5 separate regions of the Homo sapiens genome follow, and regions 1, 3, 4 and 5 are each linked to region 2. A link is a contact called in ENCODE Hi-C data. All regions are on one chromosome and are shown on one strand. Each heading gives the region's core, a stretch centred on a gene start or an enhancer-like site at or near the end of the contact. The rest is flanking DNA. Distances are from core to core; before and after follow the strand shown. Region 1 overlaps CHST3 (carbohydrate sulfotransferase 3). Region 2 has its middle 24 kb from the start of CDH23. Region 3 has its middle 25 kb from the start of DDIT4-AS1. Region 4 has its middle 26 kb from the start of PRF1. Region 5 overlaps PALD1 (phosphatase domain containing paladin 1).

The links. A loop is a pair of places that touch in the nucleus more often than their neighbours do. Pooled maps may share reads with other maps.
Region 1: a pooled map shows a loop between it and region 2 (2.6-fold over the local background). The contact joins two enhancer-like sites. A Hi-C loop is called at or near these places in 2 of 37 single-sample maps with no recorded cell type and 2 of 50 pooled maps.
Region 3: a map with no recorded cell type shows a loop between it and region 2 (6-fold over the local background). The contact joins two enhancer-like sites. A Hi-C loop is called at or near these places in 2 of 37 single-sample maps with no recorded cell type and 3 of 50 pooled maps.
Region 4: a map with no recorded cell type shows a loop between it and region 2 (10-fold over the local background). The contact joins two enhancer-like sites. A Hi-C loop is called at or near these places in 11 of 37 single-sample maps with no recorded cell type and 4 of 50 pooled maps.
Region 5: a pooled map shows a loop between it and region 2 (2.1-fold over the local background). The contact joins two enhancer-like sites. A Hi-C loop is called at or near these places in 1 of 50 pooled maps.

The regions. Positions count from the first base shown.
Region 1 is chr10:71,985,570-71,988,269 of GRCh38, reverse strand. All of the region lies in intron 1 of CHST3 (carbohydrate sulfotransferase 3), which reads right to left. Among named protein-coding and RNA genes, the nearest start is that of CHST3, 23 kb to the right of the region's middle. Within about 2 kb of position 1,294, at least 21 of the 41 ENCODE cell types and tissues checked have a DNase peak (open chromatin) inside an H3K27ac peak, as active enhancers do.
Region 2 is chr10:71,371,667-71,374,366 of GRCh38, reverse strand. It overlaps a transcript of SLC29A3 not described here. Among named protein-coding and RNA genes, the nearest start is that of CDH23, 24 kb to the left of the region's middle. RefSeq lists an enhancer at 984-1,033. Within about 2 kb of position 1,251, at least 5 of the 41 ENCODE cell types and tissues checked have a DNase peak (open chromatin) inside an H3K27ac peak, as active enhancers do.
Region 3 is chr10:72,247,554-72,250,253 of GRCh38, reverse strand. No RefSeq gene overlaps it. Among named protein-coding and RNA genes, the nearest start is that of DDIT4-AS1, 25 kb to the left of the region's middle. RefSeq lists enhancers at 1,083-1,182, 651-1,217, 1,218-1,786, 1,787-2,354. Within about 2 kb of position 1,298, at least 35 of the 41 ENCODE cell types and tissues checked have a DNase peak (open chromatin) inside an H3K27ac peak, as active enhancers do.
Region 4 is chr10:70,575,022-70,577,721 of GRCh38, reverse strand. No RefSeq gene overlaps it. Among named protein-coding and RNA genes, the nearest start is that of PRF1, 26 kb to the left of the region's middle. RefSeq lists an enhancer at 1,250-1,379. Within about 2 kb of position 1,306, at least 13 of the 41 ENCODE cell types and tissues checked have a DNase peak (open chromatin) inside an H3K27ac peak, as active enhancers do.
Region 5 is chr10:70,507,622-70,510,321 of GRCh38, reverse strand. The region is part of intron 1 of PALD1 (phosphatase domain containing paladin 1); the gene reads right to left. Among named protein-coding and RNA genes, the nearest start is that of PALD1, 30 kb to the right of the region's middle. Within about 2 kb of position 1,306, at least 15 of the 41 ENCODE cell types and tissues checked have a DNase peak (open chromatin) inside an H3K27ac peak, as active enhancers do.

The sequences.
Region 1 (2,700 bases), core at 45-2,544, 610 kb before region 2:
GGAGGTGGCTAAGGAAGCCTAGGAATCTTCTGGGCCCTGGAGTCCTTTTTCTTCCCTCATCCCTCATGTGCCCTATTTTTTCCCATTTTGGTCATGCTCATTATTACAAAACGCTGTGCTCATTTGTGGGGTTTGGAGCTTTTGTCAGTTTTATCAATCATCAACCTTTTGACCAGAAATGTGTGCATGTACGTATACATGCAATGGGTGCATCATACGTGCACATGCTCGGGAGAAGCCCATGGAAGCTGTGAGGGGACCATGGGCTAGCCTTCAATGGCTACACAATGGCCACAGCTTCCCATTTTGTTCTGCACCTCTGGAAAGACGGCTCCATTACAGGATTTCTGAGATAACCGGGTAGAGAAAAACTCTCCATGCATAAGTCTAGGATCCCTAATTCTTGCTCTATCCTCCTTCCTGACCTTCTAAGGAGGCTTTCTGATCCTGGAGAATGATCAAGTAAGGGACAGGACAGAGAGGAGAATTTCTTCTGCTCCCTGTTTTCTTCCAACCCTACTTCTATTTCCTCTGTCTTTTTTTTTTTTTTTTTTTGAGACAGTCTCACTCTTGTTACCCAGGGTGGAGTGCAGTGGCACAATCTTGGCTCAACGCAACCTCCGCCTCCCGGGTTCAAGCCATTCTCCTGCCTCAGCCTCCCGAGTAGTTGGGATTACAGTTAGGCACCACCACGCCCAGCTAATTTTTTTGTATTTTTAGTACAGACAGGGTTTCACCATGCGGACCAGGCTGGTCTTGAACTCCTGACCTCAAGTGATCTGCCCGCCTCAGCCTCCCAAAGTGCTGGGATTACAGATGTGAGTCACTGCGTCGGTCTCCTCTGTTTCTATACAGTGGCAACAGAATTTGAATCCTCTGGAGCTTCCTCAAACTCCCACTTAATGGTCCCATTGACAGCAGGAAGGGGTTTTATTCCTGTGATGAAAGGAGGAACTCCAGCCTCTTTTCTTCTTATTCTTTTTTTTTTTCCTGCTCCCGCCCTGACTTCAACCTCTTGTGTTCTGTCCAACATCTCTGCACTAGATCTGTAGGAGAAGCAGCGGTTAGGGAGAGAGGGGCCACAGGGGTCTTGGGCAGCAGGAGGCTTGGTCCGCATGTGTCTGCTGCTATCCTCTGACTGATCTATGGCCACAGAGGAGCCCATCTACACTCGGTCTGCCAGTGGAAACAGAGGTCAATTGTCTAACTGCTCTGAGCGTTGGACAGATGGCCCTGAACTCGGACAGACTTGGAGTGGGTCCCAGCTCTCCCACTTACTCTCTGCTGACGTTGGGTGAGGAATTTAACTTCTCTGAGCTTAGGCTGGCCCCACAGGGTTGTTGTGAGCATCAAGGAAGCTGTGTGAGCTCCGAAAATTGGGAAGATTGCACACAGGCTGGGCATTATTGCTGGTCTGAACAAATGTCAGCCAGAGCCCGTCTATGCCAATGGCACTGTTGGTTGGTATTTCTTGGGTACATCTCTCCCCATGCTGGGCTGCAGGGGAGGGACACTGGCTGATCCACTTCGGGTTTATCTTATAGAACCAGCCCCAGGCGATCTCTGCCTGCTGCAACTATTCCTATCGGTCAAGGGCCCACCTTTCCAGCATTACTTACAGGGACACTCACCTAACATGTCAGGCCTCGGGCCTGGGCACACCTGGACATGGCCATGGCCAAACGGTTTCTCAGCTAAGAGGGCAAGTCAATTTCCACCCCGGGCCAAAGCTGACAGATGGGAAGGGGCTGCCTGGAGCGCCGTATTTGAAAATACGAGTGCTGCGATTGCTCTGTGACATCTATCATGGGTGGAGGATGGCACAGCTATTGTGAATCTGCTGCGGCTGTTTTAGAGGACTGGTTTTCAACTCTGACAGCATAAGAATCATCCAGAGAAGTTTACAAATCACTGAGGCCTGGGTGCCACCTCCAGATTCAGATTGCATTGGTGTGGCCTGGGCATCAAGATTACTTAAAGCTCCTTAGGTGATTCTAACCTAGAATCAGCAAAGATGGAGAGCCACTACTTTTAGAGCACCCAACTTCACTACCCTGGCGCTCTTACAGACAGCGGGAGCTGCTGCCTGCACACACACTAGCTATCAGCAAGGCCAGAGTGGCAGCGGCCTGCTGAATCTCTTGCTAACCAGGGAGGGATGCCAGGAGAACAGGTCTGTGTCCCTTGTTTTACCTACTTAGTAAAAAAAAACAACACTGATACACATACAATAACTTGGATGAATTTCCAGGGAACTGTGCTGAGTGAAAACAGCCAATCACAAAAGGTTACACACTGCATAATTCCATTTATAGAACATTCCTGAAATGACAAAACTGTAAGAATGGAGAACAGACTAGTATTGCCAAGGGTCAAGGAAGGGGTGGGGGCAGGAGGGAAGTGAGTGTAGTTATAAAAGGGCACCACAGGGGATTCTGTATGAAGTCAACATTCTGATTGTGACATTAGGCTAGGCTTTCACAGAATGTTACCATAGGGGGAAGTGGGTAACAGATTCATGAGACCTCTCTGTACAATTTATTAAAATTGCGTGTGAATCTACTGTTATGTCAAAATGAAACTGTGTAATGAAAAGGAAAAAAAAGAAAAGAAAACTAGCTCCCACAACAGGAGGCAGGGTTTCAAGAGATCTTTGCAAGTTGGAAGTAGAGGTGGGGCAGTAAGATTGAGCAGAAATGG
Region 2 (2,700 bases), core at 2-2,501:
CCCCTGCCTATCATCTGTCACGCATGTCCTGAGGGGGTGGGAAATGGTTAAAGGGAGAGAGGAAAGGGAGCCCCCTAAATCTCTACCAATCCTGGCTATATATCCTAATAAGGCTCAGCTATGCATATTTAGGAAGACAGAGGAGAGGGAAATAGGAAGAGAGGTACAAATAATGAGGAAAGCAAGAGGTCTGCCTGGCTCAAAGGAAGTGAATTCAAACTTCTAGTAATGAAAATGGGCCCAGGACAATAATACAAATGGAGGCCCTATACCAGGTGTTTTCATATGTAAGTTACACATCAATGACTAAACTTAAAATATCTTCTCCCTTCTACCTTGACACATATATACCTTTATAACAACCTGGAAGGTCAGGTTGGAATCTAGAATTCTCTGACTTCTCAGAATTCTGCTCAGTCCCACATCTAGAAGGGTCTCCTGTGAACGAATGTAGATATCCCAACCTATAAGTCCCAACTCTGCACCCCTTGCAAACAGCCATTCCTTGCACCCAGGTGTGCCCTTAGCAGTCTGCCCTTGGGGCCATGGGTCTGGGAAAAGGCCTTCCCAGCCCTTCCTTATAGGTTCAAGCCCATTTAGGCAAGGGATTCAAGTGTCCCACGTACCCAGAGCATGGCAGAAGGGAAGAGGGCTGTGAGCTCCTGGTTATCATGTCCCTTTGGTCCTACAGACTCCTTGTCCCATAGGATGGGGTGCAAATGGATCTAAGGGCAGGATAATAATAAGAGCTAATATCTGATACGCTTTTTGCAGTTCACAAGGCACTCTGACAGGATCAGAATGTCGAGGCATGCAGGATTAATATCTCCATTTTACGGATGAGGATACTGAGGTTCAGAGTTCTCTGATTCCAAGCCCTGTGTCCTGACTCCCCTATTTCAAGAATCGAGGTGGCTGTTCCTTACCCAACAGGGCAGAGCCTGAGGTTCTTGAGCAGCAGAAAGCAAGGAAAGGGAAATTTCCCGACATCCTCACAACAGGCCAGGGCCAGCACACTTTGACATTTGACCTGTCCTATTCCTTTCTCCCAGAGCTTTATAAGCAGAAAGCAAGCCACAGACATCTGTCTTCTGAAAGACAAGGCCAGAGTTCTGCATTCGTAATTCACACAACATTATTAGAAAATGCAGTCAATTCAGTTTCTGTTTGAAAAAGTGTTGCTGGTTGGTAATGGCTCATTTCCCCTTTTTGAGTCTCAGCAAAGACTCAGAAAATGAAAAACAGTTAACATCACCTCAGCAGCTAATGAATTCCAGAGGACAGATAGGAGGTGTGACTACACCCTGGTAGGAGGCAGCCCCGCACCCCTCACCCACTGCTCCCCAGTTACAGGAATGCCTGCGAGGGGGTGAGATCACAGCGCCTTCCAGCCTGTCATCGCACGCATGCCTTGAGACTTGCCCCTCAGCCTCACTGTCTCGCCCCCGCCCCTGTCCCTCCTCCCTCCTCAATATTGATGGTGTTGGGCCTCAGCTGAAGGGAGCAGGTGGGAAAGACACAAGTGAGGAGTAAAGCCACCAGGCGCCAACCTTGGGGCGTGGTGAAGAAGATGAGCTTGGCACTTAAAATGCAAAGGCCCTGCCCTGAATCTGTGATCATTTTCAAGGAAGGTTGAGTGAGTGTCCACAATGCATTAGCTTCATTAAAGACTTTCCGGTTCCTGAGGCCTCAACTGGAACAGCAGCAGATGAAGCCCTCACTTTCTCTCCCCGGGCCAGGTGTGAGCTGATGACAACCCCTCATCACTCTTTGGTTTAGCACAGTGGTTCTCCTCGTGGGGTTCTCAGACCAGCAGCATCAGCACCACCTGGGAACTTGTTGGAACTACAAATTCTCAGGTCCCACACCAGACCTATGGAATCAGGGACTCTGGGAGTGGATACAGCAATCTGCATTTACCAAGTGCTCCAGGTGATTCTAATGAGGACTGCTGCTATTGTGACCATCAGGCACTTGAGTCTTGGAGTCAGGCAGACCTGGGTTTGAATCTCAGTTCTGCCACTTAGCAGCTATGTGAGTCTTAGTTTTGGCACATATAAAATGGGGATAATAATCCTTCCACCTAGTGACTGAATGGATTAAGTAAGATTATGCATTCACTTGCCCGGTTCATAGTGCTCAATAAGCAGTAGTTCCTCTATTTCTCTGGAAATCTGATTAGACAGAGGGACTTCAAGAAGTTCACCGTGAAGATGCTAACAGGCCAGTTCAGGTGTGTGGCTCCTGACTCACGCCTAAAGCCACCTCTTGCATCCTGTGACCGATGACTGGTTCTCACTACTTAACCAGGACTGAAACTGTCGATAGATCTGGTTTATTCCCCAGCTCTCTAAAAGGAATCCTCCTGCCTCTGAGAGCAGTGTGCAGACTTCCTCTTTGCAATGATTTCATGAAACAGCAGGACCTGCTGCACTTGCAGGCAGAGCTCTGGAACTGGGCTATTATTTCTGTCGTTCTTCCTCATTGAAAAAGTGGTCAGGATAACCTCTGCCCTGCCAACCTCCAAGGGCGATGGGAGGAGAAGTAATCATTTAGCCTGGATGGAGAGCTTTATATGGATTAAATCATTTAATCTTCACAACAATCCCATGAGGATAGACACACTGTCAATCCCTTTTACAGATAAGGAAACAGAGACACAGAGAGGTTAAGAAACCTGTCCAAGATCACTGACTAATA
Region 3 (2,700 bases), core at 49-2,548, 880 kb before region 2:
GATGAGGCAGGAGGATCAATTGATCCAGGGAGGTTGAAGCTGCAATGAGCCAAGATCACGCCACTGCACACTCCAGCCTGGGCGACAGAATGAGACCCTGTCTCAAGCAAACAAAAAATAAAAAAGAGAAAGCATCTATTCTCAAAATCACCTGGAGAGAAACTTTGAGAGAAAATGCTCACATTCATTGCAAGAGTTTGAAATAATGCCTCAAAATCAGTTATCCCGAAGTGACATGAGACCTGCATCCAAGAACCTTTAATAAATAGTGGCAGCCAGGCATGGTGGCTCACGCCTGTCATCTCAGCACTTTGGGAGGCTGAGGCAGGTGGATCACCTGAGGTCAGGTGTTCAAGATCAGCCTGGCCAACATGGTGAAACCCTGTCTCTACTAAAAATACAAAAATTAGCCCGGTGTGGTGGTGGGTGCCTATAATCCCAGCTACTCGGGAGGCTAAAGCAGGAGAACTGCTTAAACCCGGGAGGCAGAGGTTGCGGTGAGCCGAGATCATGCCACTGCACTCCAGCCTGGGCAACAAGAGCAAAACTCCATTTCAAAAATAAATAAATAAATAAATAAATAAATAAATAAATAAATAAATAAATAAATAAATACTGGCATAGGCCAGGCACATAGTGGCTTATGTCTTAATCCCAACATTTTGGGTAGCCGAGGCGGGAGGGTTGCTTGAGCCCAGGAGTTCGAGACCAGCCTGGGCAACATAATGAGACCCTGTCTCTACAAAAAATACAAAAATGAGCCAGGGGTGGTGGTGCGTGCCTGTAGTCCCAGCTGCTCAGGAGGCTGAGGTTCACTTGAGGCCCGGAGTTGGAAGCTGCAGTGAGCTATGAACGCACCACTGCATTCCAACCTGGGTGGAAGTGAAACCCCCCTTTCTAAAATAAATAAATAAAAATAAATACTGATGTTGGTTGTTCCTCTCAGTTTCCCTGAACCTCAGTTTTGTCATCTGAAGGATGTTTTGTTATGAGGGATATGAAACGCGACTGTGTGATGGCACCCGGCACGCTGAAGATGCTTTGGAAATGCGGGATGGGTCAGAATCTTAAGTGCTCGGAGTCTGGTGGCCGGGGGCCTCACCCAGCAGGAGGACACAATGGAGACAGCCTCCCTGGGTCATACAGTGGGCTGCACGCAGGTGCAGGCAGGGGAGCCAGGCCTGAGGCTAGGTAAGAGGCAGCACTAGGACCCAGGGGCCACGTATGCAGCAGGCTCCGCCGGATAAGTTCTCAGCCAGAACACAATGTTCTCAGTGTACCCACAGGAAACCCTGAAGAAGAGAACTGCACATGGCCTCTGCTGGGTGTGTTCTGGTCACAGCCTTTTATTCTTTTTCCTAACCTCAGTCCCCACTTTCACATCCTGTAACCTGCATTGCTGCCCCACCCCACCCTGCTGGGCTGGTCCCAGGTCCCAGGAGAGCAACCAATGCAGGAAGTCCAAGGCCTGGCCAGGTTTTACCATTTTCAAATAAGACCCGTTTGCCTCTAACCCTGGTTTCCTGAATCGCAACCCTTTGTGATGGAAACTTGCTTTTTACAGTGCAGAAGGCAGACACTGGGGACAAAGTTGTATTTCTGCCATGGCAAGGATCTTGGCCCACAGGCAAAGGAAACAGCTGATGCCTCATACCACCACCTCCCTTCCTCTCTGAAGGCCGGGTCCCACCTGGGACAGGGGAGGGCCTCCGTCGCTGCTGCCTGAATCAGAGGGAACTTGGAGCTGCCTGGGGGATCAGCGCCAAGTTTGGAGCAGAACATCCTATGATGTGGTTCCTAGTTTTTATTTCCACGAATGCTATAATATGTTGTCCCACCGAGCTATTTTTATTGAATGGAAAAAAAAAAAAAAGCAAACCTCTGCAAAACCAGCAGTCCTCTGTTAGACGGAAGGACAAGGTGAACTTTTCACTTCCTTCCCTGCAGCCTATCAACTCAGTCCGTGGTTTGGTGTCACCCACACTCTGTGCTATATTCAATCTCAATTTTTGCCTCCTTGTTTTTGAAGCTGCAGGAGCAAGGCTCTAAACCTATGTTTCTCCTGCTAGTTGCATGAGGCTTTTAGAAGTGCCTTTTTGGTGAATTCTCACAACAGCAAAATAGAGATCTATCAGCTGCTTGCCAGCTGCAGGCAAAGGTGGGTCTGAAGAGAGTGAACAAGGAGGGGAACCTTGAGAAACCCAGCACAATCCCAGCCAACTTCTGGCAAACTGCACTGTTGGGAGCTCCGCACAGGCTGCATTCCTGCCACGTTAATGAGAGGCCTGGCCATTGAAAATAAGACCCAAGCCGGAGGGGGTGGCTCATGCCTGTAATCCCAGCACTTTGGGAGGCTGAGGCAGACGGAGGACCTGATGTCGGGAGTTTGAGACCAGCCTGACCAACATAGAGAAACCCCATCTCTACTAAAAAAATGCAAAAATTAGCTGGGCATGGTGGTGCATGCCCGTAATCCCAGCTACTCGGGAGGCTGAGGCAGGAAAATCGCTTGAACCCGGGAGGCGGAGGTTGCAGTGAGCCGAGATCACACCACTGCCCTCCAGCCTGGGCAAGAAGAGTGAAACTCCGTCTCAAAGAAAATAAGACCCAGTGCCTCTATGAAGCTCCATGAATAAGGCTCCTTCTACCCTGGCATTGCAGAGTCCCTTTCCAGATGTTGGTTGGTAAAAGGGTTTTCAT
Region 4 (2,700 bases), core at 57-2,556, 800 kb after region 2:
AAAAAGAAAAAGAAAAGAAAAGAAAGAGAAAGGGAGAAAGGGAGAAGAAAAGGAGAAAGGCAGAAAGAAAGAAAAAGAGAGAGAGAGAAAGAAAGAAAAAGAGAGAGAGAGAAAGAAAGAAAGAAAGAAAGAAAGAAAGAAAGAAAGAAAGAAAGAAAGAGAGAAAGAGAGAGAGGGAGGGAGAGAGGAAGGAAGCGAGGAAGGAAGCGAGGAAGGGAGGGAGTGAGGGAAAGAGAAGGAGAAAGAGAAAGAGAAAGAAAGAGGAAGGAAGGAAGGAAAGAATGAAAGAAAGAAAAGAAAGAAAGAAGGAAGGAAAGAAAGAAAGAAAAGGAAGAAAGAAGAAAGAACAAAAAGAAAAAAGGAAGAGAAAGAATGAAAGAAAGAAAAAGAGGAGGAAAGAAGGAAGGAAACAATGAAAGAAGGAAGGAAGGAAAGAAAAGAAAGAAAGAAAAGGAAGAAAGAAGAACAAAAAGAAAGAAAGAATGAATGAAAGAAAGAAAGAGAGAGGAAGGAAGGAGAGAAAGAGAGAGAAAGAAAGAAAGAAGGAAAGGAAGGAAGACAAACGCCCAAACAAAAAAGTCAGCAAAGGACATAAACAATTCATAACAGAAAAAAAAATGGCCAAAACACATGAAAAAAATCCAACTTCACTATTAGTTAAAAAGAAATAAAATTGAACAAATATGAGATTCCATTCTGAGTCATAAAACTGTGGGCAGTGCTAGCAAGGCTGGGAAAGAGCATGCCCACTCACTGCTATCTGAGACTCTGAAACAGGGCATTTCTAAAGGACAAACTGAAGGTACACATGGAAAGCCTTCAAAATGAAGCTTCCCTTTGTTTAGGAGATAACCAGAGGTTTGCACTTCCATCCACAGATTTGGAGGCACCAACCCAGATGGCTACAGCCTCCTCCATCCACAGGGAAGATTAAGCAACAGTTCCCTGACCCATGACCACCATCGTGGACAGGACCTGCCCCCTCTCTTGAGATGGCAGCATAGGGCAGGGCAAGAACCAGCTCTTAGTCTGCTGGAACTGTACCATGTGAAGCTGGAAACCAGGGTGGTCATTTTCACCAAGCAGTGCCACAGCAGTGCCGGCCTTCAGAGACAAAGCAGGTGCCCAGAGAGGCTGAGACAAGGCAGAGGGTGGGTTGTTCAAGTCTGTGCAAGAAAGCTATTTGGCGAAACACCTGTGAAGAACAAAGGAGGAAACAGAAGGCAACAGGAAGGGCCTTCAAACCACAGTGTGGCTCTAATACCCACAAAAAGAGAGAGGGAAAGAGCCAGAGAAATAAAATCCTAAGCCCCTCAACTGACCAAATGGACCACCTCTTGGCCTAGGGGACCCCCGAGAAACCTTAAAAATGGAGTTCCCGGACATGATGGAACAGGAGGTTGGACAGGCCTCATTATGCCCCCTCCCCCCCTAACCATTAGGCTTTCTTCTCTAAGGGTTAAACAGAAACCACTGCTTCACGCTGGTACCAACCAACTGCCTAACACAGCCCCTCCCCTTTTGCAGCTTGACACAGCAACCGCTAAGCAGTCCCTCCTGATAAAAAAAAAAAAAAACCCTGGCCACAGAGTGGTTCTGGCCAGTCTCCAGAAGCTGCACCCAGAGGGCCTTCGTGTCCTCTGCTTCCCGTTTTAATGTAGAGGGCCTAACTGTAATATGTTTAAATGTTAAGTCTCCACCCCAAAGTGAATCTGGGACACGTGTTACATACATGTTACCCTACTACGAATGCCCTTGCCTCCCCTTTGTGAATATTCATTGCTGCTCCTATAACCTGTTGAATATGTATATCTGGACACCCTATTCAGCGTAAATCCCTGTCTTATTCTCCCCACCTTCGAAGTGTCTGTTTCTGGCTTCTGGCCAGAGGCTACGTTTCCCAGCCTGTCAGAATGACCACCCAGCAGGTTGCAACCCTTTATGAGAAATAAAGCTCTCCTTTCCAAATGTGTATGAACCTCATCTTTCCTCAGTAGACACAACAAGCCTGACACTGCAGGATAGCTCTGGGCAACTCTTGGTCAGACCAATGGGGAGGCTCCCAGCCTCGCTGCAGGATGGAGGGGCAGACACAGCCAGCTCTATATCCCTGCCCTGCTCAGTCAGCAGCCTGTGGGTGGAGTGTGCTGGATGGGGGAGCAAGGCCTTGGCACGAACACTGTGTTGGATCCAGAGGTGCAATTGCTGGAAGGTGGTCCAACTGTTCTCTCTGCAGCAGCAGCAGGTTGTCCTGAGGGGAGAAGTGAGTGGTGCACCCCTATGGAGGACACAGAGGGAGCTTCCAGGACTCCCCGGGCAGCCTCCTAGTCCCAGTCCCTGCTGCATTCCTGCCATGGTCCTCTGCTGGTCATATATATATATATATATATATATATACACACACACATATATATATATATACACACACATATATATATATATACACACACATATATATATACATATATATATACACATATATATACATATATATATACACATATATATACATATATATATATACATATATATATATATATACACATATATATATATATATATATATATATTTTTTTTTTTTTTTTTTTTGAGATAGAGTCTCTCTCTTTCACCCAGGCTGGAGTGCAGTGGCGCGATCTTGGCTCACTGCAACCTCTGCTGCCTCAGCCTCCCGAGTAGCTGGGATTACAGGTGCCTGGC
Region 5 (2,700 bases), core at 57-2,556, 860 kb after region 2:
CAGGGACTAGACCCAGAGTGACAGTGGGAAAGCACACTTCAGCCCCACTTCCAACCTCCAGCAATCTCCCAGGTACCTAAAGCATCATTTCAAGGAGCTGGGGAGAACCATGACCTGGATTCTGGGCATCTGTCTCCATCCCACCCACCACTGTGGCCTCCAGTCTAAACTCCTTTGCCCAGCACTCAAGTACCCCCTTAGGCACCCTCATCTCAACACCATGAATTTGCCCCACACATCCCCAATATTTTAGGCAAATCCAGATCCCAGCTGCCCCGTAGTGTTGAACAGGAAAAAAAAGCCCCACTAGAAGTTTTCCTCCAGCCCTGACTTTCCAAGAGTTCGGCACAGCCCACGCTTATTTCCATCTGGACGAGATAGATGGGTGGTTTTCAGACATTTCAGCGGCTGAATTCTTTGTGCAAAATCAATGTTTCCTGAAAGCCCTGTGTGTCCAACAGCCAGGAGCAGAGCTGGTGTACTGGCTGCACGCTCAGAAGAAGCTGCAGCGCTTCCTGCCCCCAGACCCAACCTGTGCCCTCCTAGAGAGAAGTTCCAGAGCTGCCCCACAGAGCTGCTCAAGGCCCTCAAGGTCCTCCCAGGACCTAAGGCCCTTCCCTGCCCTCACCCTTGTGGGTCCCACAACCAGGCACGCCAGGCCACCCTCACCCCCTTCAGTACATCCATCAACATCCAGTGGAAATGAATGGGCCTCCTGCTCCAAGCCAAGCAGCACTCAGCCTGTGCTCCACCCAGCCTGGCCCTGACCCCGGTGGCCTGGTGTTTCCTAAGTACATGCCTCACCTCCCCACTCTGGGTCTGATGTTCCTTCTGTGGGGCAGCCCTACTAACAGGATTCAGCCCACAATAGTTGTAGATTCCAAATGCCACTTTACCAAGTGCATTTCACATTGGAACTTCAGGACAACCTTATGAGGAAGGGAGAAGCACAGGGCAACTGTCCCATCAAGCAGGTGAAAAAACAGGCCAGAGAGTTCTCTACAGTACAAGACAGAGCCCAGCCTCCGTTTCCGCAGCTGGCTCTTCCTGCACTTCACCTGCCACTCCCTCATTCCTCCACTGAAGCCACCCCAGCTTTCCCAACGGACACTAGGAAGCTTAGAGCAGGGACCGGCAGGGGGCAAAGAACACGTGGGACCCAGGGGGAGAGTACCCCTTCCGGAGCCATGGCCTCTCACACGCCCCTGGCAGCCAGATGCCCAGGGTGAGTAACAATGGAGCTAAAAATAGGGCCCGACTCTGGGGGACGGCAGAGGGCCGAGTGGCCAGCTGGAGGAAACATCTGCCTCAGCTCAAGAACAAATACAGAGGAAGCTGCCGTGCTGCAGGGTTCCCCTACTGTGGGTGCAGAGCACATGAAACGTCCAGGTCTGTACCCAGGGCAGGGGCTCAGACCAGCCCTTCACCTGCCCTGGGCCTGGTCCCGCAACTCCCACAGGCCTGCACACACACACACAGGTTCCGCAGCTCCCACAGGCCTGCACACACACACACACACACACACACACACACACACGCCATACAGAGTCGAAACCCACCCTGGGCACCCACGTGTATCTTAGAGTTGAGAGCCAGAAGTACCTTTGAGACCCAAGTCTGACCCTTTCATTTTACAAAGGAGGAAACTGGGGTCCACGGGTGGCCGGAGACCTGCCCACAGTCACAAGAACAGTGGGTGGTGGCGTTGGGACAGGGTTCTCCTGCTCCTCACTCTCTATGGCACCTCGTGCTCATGCGCATCACTGGGCACGTCCAGCTGGGGCCAGTGACCCTGCTTCTGAGGAGGCAGATTCTACCTTAAGCATATCAGCTGGACTCAGGGCGCAGCATGTGGCAGTCCAGGAGCACGCTGGGCTGGCCCAGCCCTTCTCCAACCTGCTGCTCCCCAACTCCCATGCCCTAAACTCCAGCCAGTGCACCTCCTCACAGTCCCTAGAATGGGCACCATCAACAGGCCTTGGCAAATAATCAACATCAATAACAAAAATAATAAGAAAGCCGAGGAGCATCTTACTGGACCAGGGGGTGGGAGCAGGGTGTTTTGCAGTCTGTTGATGGCAGAAATGTTGCCTTTGAAGATCCTTGACATATTCCATAAACAACAAGGCTGGGCCGTCTCTCAAATGGTCTGGCCCAGCCAGTTTTCCTCCAGCGACAGAAAAGATGCTGCTGTTTCTTCCGTGGAGCAGCGAAGTTTGAGGGCCACACACCAGCCCCCCAATCACTCATTCCACATCTTCCTGACTGGCTCAATCTTCTTGTCCAGCCCACTCCCTGCATCAGGAGGCTTCCTTATCCTCCCCTCCGTGCCTTCCCACCACAGGGGTCTCCCTGGGGACCCACCAGGCAGGACCTGGTGCTGGCCTTCACTGGCATCCTCAGGGCCTGGCCTGTGCTTGGCACAAAGGAGCCACTTGGATAAACAAAACAGGGAAAATTTTTTTAAAACAATAAAAAGCTAGCCTGGGCAAGATGGTGAGACCTCATCTCTACGAACACATACATACACCACACACACACACACACACACACACACACACACACACACACGCACACACAAAACATACAAATGTAACAATTAGCCAGTGTGGTGGTATGCACCTATGGTCCCAGAACTTTGGGAAGCCAAGGCTGGCGGATAGCTTGAGGCCACAAGTTCGAGACCAGCCTGGGCAACGT